Regions from separate parts of the Mus musculus genome. Here region 2 is linked to region 1. A link is a loop called in an ENCODE intact Hi-C map of the cell type or tissue named here. Cell type or tissue: gastrocnemius. All regions are shown on one strand.

Region 1 (5,000 bases):
GAAGAAGGAGAAGAAGGGGGTGGGGAGGGGAGGAGGATGAGGTCTGTGGGATCCACAGGAGGTATGGGTAGGGGAGAAGGGAAGGCTGTCACAGGTGTTCTGTGACAGAAATAGGGACGTAGCTAGGGCACTGAGTTTGGAGAGGAAGTGGTGAAAGTCTTCAGTAAGCTTACCTGACTCCCTGGTCTGTTCAGCTTCTGTGTTTAGAGGGGATGCTTGCTGCTGTTGGAAGGTGGGATAATGGGATAAGTTGGAAGTTTGGAAGAGAAGATCTTTGTGATCCATGGGGGATGAGGTCACAGACAAAAGGGAGACAGCACCAGGTGCTCTACTGCTGAGCTGGGGGTGGGACTGGGGAATTGGATCTGGAGGAGCAGAAGGAGAGGGAAAGATGTGCAGTCAGCCCACCTGCTTTCTTGGCAGCAGTCTGACCAAAGCAACTTACAAAAGAAACAGTATGATTGGCTGTATGGTTCCAAATGGTTAAAGTTCACGATGATTGAGCAAAAGCATGTCAGCAAGAATAGCTGAAAGCTCACATCTTAAACTGCAAGTAGGAGACAGGGAGAGATGTTGGGAATGGTCCCAGCCTTTTGAAACCTCAAAGCTAGCCTGTAGTGATGCACCCCTTCTAACAAAGCCACACCTCTTAATAGTCCCCAAACAGTTCCACCAACTGGGGATTAAGAATTCAAACATATGAGCCTCTGGGACCATTCTCATTCGAACCGCCATTTATTACAACGTTCTTTTCTTGATATATAGCCTCAATATGTAGCTCAAGCTGGCTTCAAATCCATAATCCTCCTGCCTTCACTTCTTGAATGCTAGGAAGTTTTACTTCTCTTCAAGCTTGATTTCATATTTCATTTTACCTAGAGCTATCAGGAAATGTTTTTAGAGTATTTATACATATTTGAGTATCCCATCTAGAGAACTGTTCTTGTATGGAGTGAAATGCACAAGCAGGACCTCAGGGAGATTGGTTGGTGTGACCAGACTGATCTTCCAAGTCTGACAGTGCTCTGTGACTCTAAGACATATCAACACTGCTAGGCTCCTGAACTTTTAAATACCAAGGTTTCCAGAATGTCCACATAGACTGGGTGTCATTGGAACCTCCAATATGTTCCATATGTGACATTGCTGAGGACAAGGAGAGGGTCTCAAGGATTCTAGCCAGAAGGCTTTTGGCAGGTGTGCTGAGAAGAGCTAAAAATGATGTATTTCTCACAGGAATAAGGCATGGGAAGTGTTCACATTCATCTTGAGTACATTTCATCTATAAAATTATAGATTAACTCAATTTATAGTTTAGGAAATTATTTTATATAATTAGTTTAATTTTTATGTTGAGCTTGAACACTTTCTCTATTGGTGGCTGCTTTTAGGCCTACATGGTTAAGTCATTTTGTTGCCACCCACGGTGCTAGGAAAGGTCCTTGAGATTGGCACAGTGTGTGGGAACAGTCATGAAAGGATCACAAATGACTGTCACAGGGGCTAAACTTTAACAGCTCTCAAATGTCACACTATATTCATGCTTTGTTGTTCTGTCATGTTGCCTTTCTCCATTTCTGGAAAATTGAAAAGTACGCACTGGTTGGCGGGTTTCTGAATACACAGAGCTTTCAGGTGCGGCCCAATAGTGGCCACGGTAGCCTGTCCTTCTGAGACATTCTAATTGGCCCCGCTGTCTTGTAAACACAACTTTTCATAAACGTAGTGAGTGGACCCAGGTATCAAAACAAGCATGTTGTCTCACTGAAAACAGCCTCGGAATGTGGTCTCTCTGAGGGATAAACACGTGTTCTCTAATCATGCTTCTATGGCATCCAGGGCTAAGAACCACGAACGTCTCCTAGGGTTTTCCTGTGCATGCATATCACATGTGCGCTGGCTTTAACCCCAGAGGCAATTAGTTACAATAGCAACATCATATGCCATTTATAAACATCACTGATCATTATGAAATTCCAAGGCTGTGTTTACCTTTTTTTTCCAAAAAAAGCCATTAAATATTCCACAGCCCCTCATTAGGATTTTCCTCAGGAACTGAAGGTAGGAGCTAGGCTGCTCTGTGTAAATCAGCTGATGTTTGTTGTCAGAACACCTGGTGAATCGGAATGAATTAGGGGAGGGATATGAGGGACACATCTGAATTTGGACAGATGATTTTCTTGACTTTTGCTTGAGACAGGCCATCAGGCACTTGAACTCCTGGGGTTCAACTACCCACCTAGCCTATCAGGTTTGAGTAGCTGGGGTTGAAATTTCTCTTCATCTTTTCACGAATTTTGAAGAGCTGGCAACTTAACACCTCTTTGTGAGTACTGATGTAAATCTTAGCTTTCTCTCAGCAAGCCACAATTTCAGAATAATATCCCTTTTGGGTACAATTTGCAAGAAAAAGAAACAGCAAGATGCTATGCTACCACCAGGTGGCACAGCTTTAATAACCAAGAAGAAATGCCAGAGCACCCAAGATCCGCTGTCAGGTGCGGAGAAACGCACCGCGGTTAGGGTGGCCATCACTCTTCCGTTGGCTTTGTGGTCAGCGGGGAGCCCGGTTGATCTGTCCGTCTATCAGGCTCTGTTGCTGAACCTAACCTCGACGGCAGCTGGGCCTGGGCACTCCGAGAGGTGTAGCTGGAGAGGGTTCGAATTTCAGGAGGCTCCCACTGGCTGCGCTCACTCTGGACCGCCGGAGGCTGAGGCCCGGGTCCGCGAACCACGGTTCACTAGTTCTGGTCTCGTGGCGGAGGTGCCAGGACTCGAGCTGCGGAGCCTTGATCCCTGTTCCGCCTTTGCTATGTCTGAAGGCGTCCTGCTTTGCGCGTGTCGGGGCCAAATCCAGATTTTCATTTCGCTCCAGGCTTGGACGGCTAAGTAGGTCCAAACCGCACAAACAGGAAGGAGGGAAGGCAAGGAGTGCGGGCAGAGGGCGGGTCGTTCCCAGCAGCACCCCAGTCCCTCCCCGCTCCGGTCTCCGACCCACTGGGGCCGGGGCGGGGCGTGCGCGTCAGCTGGGGCTAGAAAAGGCGGCGGTCCGGCCCGGCGAGGTGACAGCCCAACTTGGACGCCAGGTCCGGCCGACGCCGCCATGAGCGCCGCGCTTTTCAGCCTGGACAGCCCGGTGCGCGGCACACCCTGGCCCACAGAACCCGCGGCCTTCTACGAGCCAGGCAGGGTGGACAAGCCCGGCCGAGGGCCCGAGCCAGGGGATCTGGGGGAGCTGGGCTCCACGACTCCTGCCATGTACGACGACGAGAGCGCCATCGACTTCAGCGCCTACATTGACTCCATGGCCGCCGTGCCCACCCTAGAGCTGTGCCACGACGAACTCTTCGCCGACCTCTTCAACAGCAACCACAAAGCGGCCGGCGCGGGCGGCCTGGAGCTGCTGCAGGGCGGCCCTACGCGACCCCCGGGTGTGGGGTCTGTCGCTAGGGGGCCGCTCAAGCGCGAACCCGACTGGGGCGACGGCGACGCGCCGGGCTCCCTGCTGCCGGCGCAAGTGGCGGTGTGCGCGCAGACAGTGGTGAGCTTGGCGGCCGCGGCTCAGCCCACTCCACCCACTTCGCCGGAGCCTCCTCGAGGCAGCCCGGGGCCGAGCCTCGCGCCCGGCACAGTCCGAGAAAAGGGCGCGGGCAAGAGGGGTCCGGACCGCGGCAGCCCGGAGTACCGGCAGCGGCGCGAGCGCAACAACATCGCTGTGCGCAAGAGCCGCGACAAGGCCAAGCGCCGCAACCAGGAGATGCAGCAGAAGCTGGTGGAGTTGTCGGCCGAGAACGAGAAGCTGCATCAGCGCGTGGAGCAGCTCACCCGGGACCTGGCTGGCCTCCGGCAGTTCTTCAAAAAACTGCCCAGCCCGCCTTTCCTGCCGCCCACCGGCGCCGACTGCCGGTAACGCGCGGCGTGGGCCTTTGAGACTCTGAACGACCTATACCTCAGACCCCGACAGCGGGGAGCAGACGCCGCCCGAATCGCTAGTTTCTTTGGGACCTGCGAGCGACAGGAAGCTGCAGCTTGGGCACTGGACTGCGAGAGAAGCTATATTAATCTTTCCCCTTAAATTATTTTTTATAATGGTAGCATTTTCTACGTCTTATTACCATTGCAGCTAAGGTACATTTGTAGAAAAGACATTTCCGACAGACTTTTGTAGATAAGAGGAAGAGACTGCGCATGCTTTTTATATTCATTTTTACAGTATTTGTAAGAATAAAGAAGCATTTAAATCGCTGCAGCTTCCTATGTTCATTCTCTCCCGCACACAACATACTGAGACTTCACCAGGGAAAAGCAAGCACCTGGGAGCCACCCGACCAGGTGCGTTGCCCACACGGGGTAAGGAGATGGACGCGTTTCCTCGCGGTCTCTATTGCCCGCGGAAGGAACACGGGAAAGCATGACTAATTCATGTGTGTGATCCCAGAGTAGGCTGACCTGGGGCGGAGAACAGTTGGCCTAACTTTTAGGTGGTTGCCGAAGGGTGAGGGGGTGGAAGAGAGCTGGGAGTCTGAAACTTGATTCCTCGTTGCCTCTACTTTCCTCAATCTAGGGACAACGTGTAGATTTAAAAATGTGTACCAGTACAAATTAATATCCTAGTATATAAAAAGGGCAGCCCCAAAAGCCAGTAATTGTAATGTTTGCGGGCTTAACCCCCCCCCCCCCCAAAGCTATGTGCCTTTCTACTAAGATACTGGTTGTTCCAACCCCTTCCCTGATCTGCACGGCCTGTTGTACAGAAAACACAAACCCTCCAGGGTCTAAATACATAGCTTTGTTTGTAATTCAAATCCCTGCCCAAAGTGCAGGCTTGTGGACTGCTGTGAGTCTGTGATCTTTGCCCTCTGCAGTTCTTCAGGGTCTCTGACAGGTGGGCAGTGGAGTAAGGTACAGAAATTTCTCTTTTATACAGCTCTCCTCACACCCAACATTGTATGGGTGACAGTGCCACCTCTGGCAGCTCCCAGAACACTAAAACCACAAAG
Region 2 (5,000 bases), 48 kb before region 1:
CTGAGGCCTTCCTGGCACTGCGTTCCCACTTTGCCAGCTCCCATGCACTGCTGTGCATCAGCCACTGGCTCCTCGGGATTGGAGACAGACACCTGAACAATTTCATGGTGGCCATGGAGACAGGCAGTGTGATTGGAATTGACTTTGGACATGCGTTTGGATCAGCTACTCAGGTGTGTTGTGCTTAACTCTCACTCCTGACTTAGAATTGGAATATGCACTAGCCAGGATTCTCTAAAGGAGCAGAACTGATATAATGAACATATACATGGGATTTATTAGAGTGGCTTTAGACCATGGTTCAGCTAGTCTAACCATGGCTATCTTCTGACAGAAAGGGCAACAAGCCAGTACTTGTTCAGTCCAGGATGTCTCAGCAGTTCCAGTCAGGTGCTAGAGTCCTGGAAGATTCCTAGAGAGCTGCTAGTCTTCAGTTTGTGTTGGAATCCCAAAGAAGATTATATTATAGATTATAATAGCAGCAGAGAAATGCCTGGGCAACAGGATAGATGAACTTGCTAGCAAGACCTAGGGCCCTCTATACAGGCTGCCATCAGGTGTGGCCCAGATGTAGTATAAGAGTCTTCCCACCGCAAATGAGCCAATCAAGGAAACCCTCACAGGTGCACCCAGAAGCGTGGATTTTAGTTGATTCCAGAGGAAGTTGACAACCATGTGGCATTAACACCTCCAGAAATTAATTAAAGGAAGTTAAGTTGACTTTGGCATTGTTATGAAACCTGACACTTTTGGAAGAAACAAATAATCTCGCCCTCATTTTAGGCTCCTACATGACCTGTAAGTCATGGGAAACACAGTGATATGTAATCAGAGCTAAGAAGAAAAAGATATTATGTTGTTACAAACACGTATAACTAGAGTGTCTTATATAAAATGTCATTTAAGTTGTTTCTGTTGAGCTTCTGAGTCTCCCAGGCTCTGGGTTACTCCATAGAAGTTTATGCTTTGAGAGGGTAACACAATCTGAATTGATTATTCTTGGGTATAGGGATTCTCTAGCTGATTTTTAGAAATGTGAAGTACCTAGGTTTATGCTTATAACCTCAACACAAGGGAGGCTGGGACAGGAAAATGATTGCAAATTCAAGGCAAGCGTGGCCTTTAGTGTTAGACCCTAGCTTAAAAAACAGGACCAGTGCGATGGCTCAGTGGGTAAATGTGCATGCCAGCAAGCCTGGTGTCCTAAGGTCAGTGCATAGAACCCACATTATGGTAGAAGGAGAGAACCAGCCCCCGTTGGGACAGAATAAACATGAAAGGAAGGAAGGAAGGAAGGAAGGAAGGAAGGAAGGAAGGAAGGAAGGAAGGAAGGAAGGAAGGAAGGAAAAGGAAGGAAGGAAGGAAGGAAGGAAGGAAGGAAGGAAGGAAGGAAAGAAGGAAAGAAGATACCGTTTGTACCGTCACTAAAAGGAAAGGACCCCCTAGGGCGGTGCTTTATGTGCATTGTGCCTGTTCTCTTGAGAGCTCTGGTCCGTATATGTCATCGTCAGCACCACTATCATAAGGGGAGGAAAGGGTTTCTTTGGCTTACACTTCCACATCATAGCCCATCACTAAAGGCAATCAAGATAGTAACTCAAACAGGGCAGGAAACTGGAGGCAGAAGCTGATGCAGAGGCAATGGAGGGGTACTACTTACTGGCTTGTTTTACATGGCTTGCTCAGCCCAGAACCAACAGCCTAGGGATGGCACCACCCATAATGTGCTGGGACCTCCCCCATCAATCACTAATTTAAGAAAATATTGTACAGGTTTGCCCCATCTTATAGAGATATTTTCTCAATTGAGATTCCCTCCTTTCTGATGACTTTAACTTTCTGTCAAGTTGACATAAAACTATCCAGTACATGTACTTAGATATACTTTTTTCTCTTATTTAGTTTCTTCCAGTCCCTGAGTTGATGCCTTTTCGTCTAACCCGCCAATTTGTCAGTCTCATGTTGCCAATGAAAGAAACGGGTCTCATGTGCACGGTCATGGTGCATGCACTGAGGGCTTTCCGCTCTTGTGCAGGTCTGCTCACTGACACCATGGAAATTTTTGTGAAGGAACCCTCCTTTGATTGGAAGGTACATTTTGGTTTTGGACAGACATGCTCATGTCTCCTTTGGATTGTGAAAATACATCATTGTATTTACTGAAATGTTTATATTATTTTGTGCTACATTTCTCAAAACTAACCTAAAAAAAAATCATATAAAAAGCAAAACATTTATTTGGAGGAAACATACTACTATGTTTAGTTTGCGCCTAACTGGAGGTGACAGTATCGACCCATTAGTAACATTAAGTACGAATTCTGTTTTCATACACAATTTGTTGCTCTGATTGTTGTTTTAATTATAAACAGGGTCTTACTCTAGCCTGGGCTAGCCTAGAACTTTCCACATAGCCAAGGCTGTCCTCGAACTCAAAAGAATCTCGTCTCAACCTCTTGATTTCTAAAATTATAACAATCCTCCTCCGAACCTACAACTTTTGAAAAGAAATGTTTAGTTTTTATGAGTGTTTTGCCTGCAGGTATGTAAGTGCATCATATGCATGCAGTGCCCACAAAGTCCAGAAGAGGGAGCACCTGAATTAGAATTACAGAAGATGTAACCAATGTTTCTGGGACCTGAATGCTGGTTGGTCCTCTGTAAGAACATCAAGTGCTCTTAATCCTTGAACCATCTCTCCAGCCAACAACAACCTTTGATTTAAAAATCATTCCATGTGAATTTTTCCTTAATTTCCTTATCTAAGAACAGATAATGCTGTTTGACTCAATTATCCAGACTATCCCCGAAAGCATTAAGCTCATCTTTTTATGTGGACTTCTTCTCACCTCTCTGCATCGCATGATCATGGTGATATGTGCCATGTCAGTGTCTGACTAGAAAGCTAGAGAGCTGTTCCAGTTATAGATCTTTGTTTTAGGGTCATTACTTGGTTTAATGTTTTTTAATGTAATTTGTATATGCTATTATAATAAGTAGAAAAAAATGTGTTTTTTCCCTTAGAGTTTTGAGCAGACAATGCTGAGAAAAGGAGGATCATGGATTCAAGAAATAAATGTAACGGAAAAGAATTGGTATCCACAACATAAAATACGCTATGCTAAGAGAAAGTTAGCAGGGGCCAACCCAGCTGTTATAACTTGGTAAGACTTGTGAATGCAGAATCAGTGTGTGTTCAAAAGTGCAAAGCACTTCACACACTTCTGAGCAGTATGGCACTTCACTGTGTAGATGGAGAAAGTGACTCTTAGGGCGGCTTTACCCCTCCAAGCCCAGCCTGCAAGGACTGGGCTCACACCCTTGTCTGTTTTGTGCTTCTGTACAGTCAGCACCAATAGGAGAACTAAGGTCATGCCATAATATTGTTATGCATATGAGGCTTGGAACTCATATTTGCCTTTGTACTTTATAGGGCATTTGGCCCACTTGATCCTGATGAACACTAGTGTCAGGCATTTGACTACTATCTCATAGTGAAAACACAACGTGGGCTTCTCAGGTAGGAACCTGAGCTGCATTGACCTTTAGGTTTGCTTGAAGTTTTTAAAAATTGAAATCTAAAGTAAACAGAAATGTGGAGGTATTATTCCTAGGAAGTAAAAACCTTAGACTTCAGTTCTGAGCAGTAGTAAGATGTACTCTGTAATTGACTTGATTTTTCACAATAGTGTCAGATCTATACAGTGACTGGTGCTAGTAAGAGAATGAGCTGCAGAAATCAATTCAAAGTCTATCAGACTTAAATGTAAAACATTAAGTTGATCTTCATGATGGCACTTGGCTGTGACATAACATTGCTAGGCATGACCCCAGAAGCACGAGGAAGACCAAGACACACAAGCTGGACTTGAGAATTCCCAGCTGTGCTTTACAGGGTGTAGGCAAGAACAGAGGAGGACTGGGACAGTAAGTGAGGGTTCCTGAGCTAATCTAAAAGCACAAGGCCTGGCTTCAATTCCCAGAGCTAGATTTTGTTTTAAAATTAGGGTTGCAGAAATGACTTAGCAATAAGAGTGCTTGTTGCTTTTCTAGAGCATACATGTGCATGAACAAGCAAATAAATTTAAAAAAAATTTTAAGAAGTAGGGCTAGAGAGATGGCTTGCCATTAAAGAGCATTGTTGGTCTTTGAAAGAGCCTGGTTTGGTTCTTCCACCTCCAATCATCTGTACCTCCGGTTCTAGGGAACCTGAAGCCCCTTCTGTCCTCCTCAGACATAGGCATCATGCAGTGTACATAATGTGCAGGTAAAACATCCATACACATACAAAGAGTCATCTCTTTAAAAATAAAAAAAGCGGGGCAGGGCTGGCAACATGGCTCAGCGGATAAGAGCACTGACTGCTCTTCCAAAAGGTCTGAGTTCAAATCCCAGCAACCACATGGCATGGTGGCTCACAACTACCCATAGTGAGATCTGATGCCCTCTTCTGGTGTGTCTGGACAGTGTACGTATGTATAATAATAAATAAATCCTTGGGCCATTGTGAGTGGGCTGACCAGAGTGAGCAGGTTGACCAGATTGAACAGAGGTCCTAAATTCAATTCCCACAACCACGTGAAGGCTCACAACCATCTGTACAGCTACAGTGTACTCATATACATAAATAAATCTTTTTTTAAAAAAAAGGGCAGTCCACATATTGACAGAAATCTTCAAGTCATATTATTTGAGAATAGATTCATGCCTAAAATAAGTTTATGAGTTTTTTAAAGGCACGGTGTGGGGCCAAGGGGTGATAGAGAGACAGCTCCGTAGTTAAGAGCATTGCTCTTTCAGAGGGCTAGAGTTCTAGTTCTCATTTTACAAACCTTATAACCACTTGTAATTCCAACTCCTAAAGATCTGATGTCCTCTTCTGGACCCTGGAGGCACTCACAAGCACAGACACAAATCTCTAAAATAATTTTCCTTAAAACCCAGTGTGGTGATACAAACCTGTAATTTCAGCAGATGGGAGGTAGACGCCATCCTTGACT

Evidence for each region. Peaks named below come from ENCODE experiments on the same cell type or tissue, not always from the same donor. Only the 100,000 strongest peaks of a DNase experiment are listed, where the experiment ranks them.
Region 2: it touches region 1 in a loop (2.9-fold over the local background); 12 of 42 quality-filtered maps call a loop at or near these places.

What each region holds. Positions count from the first base shown.
Region 1 is chr16:15,884,222-15,889,221 of GRCm38, forward strand. It overlaps Cebpd (CCAAT/enhancer binding protein (C/EBP), delta), which reads left to right and starts at 3,065. Exons shown (of 1, transcript NM_007679.4): 1 at 3,065-5,000. The coding sequence starts at 3,104. The coding sequence ends at 3,910. In gastrocnemius, CTCF peaks have their summits at 2,436 (motif pointing right), 3,394, 3,921 and 4,972; DNase peaks (open chromatin) are centred at 2,585, 3,064, 3,399, 3,834 and 1 more place; H3K4me3 peaks cover 2,957 bases; H3K27ac peaks cover 2,930 bases.
Region 2 is chr16:15,836,061-15,841,060 of GRCm38, forward strand. Prkdc (protein kinase, DNA activated, catalytic polypeptide) reads left to right here. Exons shown (of 86, transcript NM_011159.2): 83 at 1-173; 84 at 1,903-2,091; 85 at 3,025-3,164. Among named protein-coding and RNA genes, the nearest start is that of Mzt2, 25 kb to the right of the region's middle. In gastrocnemius, a CTCF peak has its summit at 2,585 (motif pointing right); a DNase peak (open chromatin) is centred at 2,582.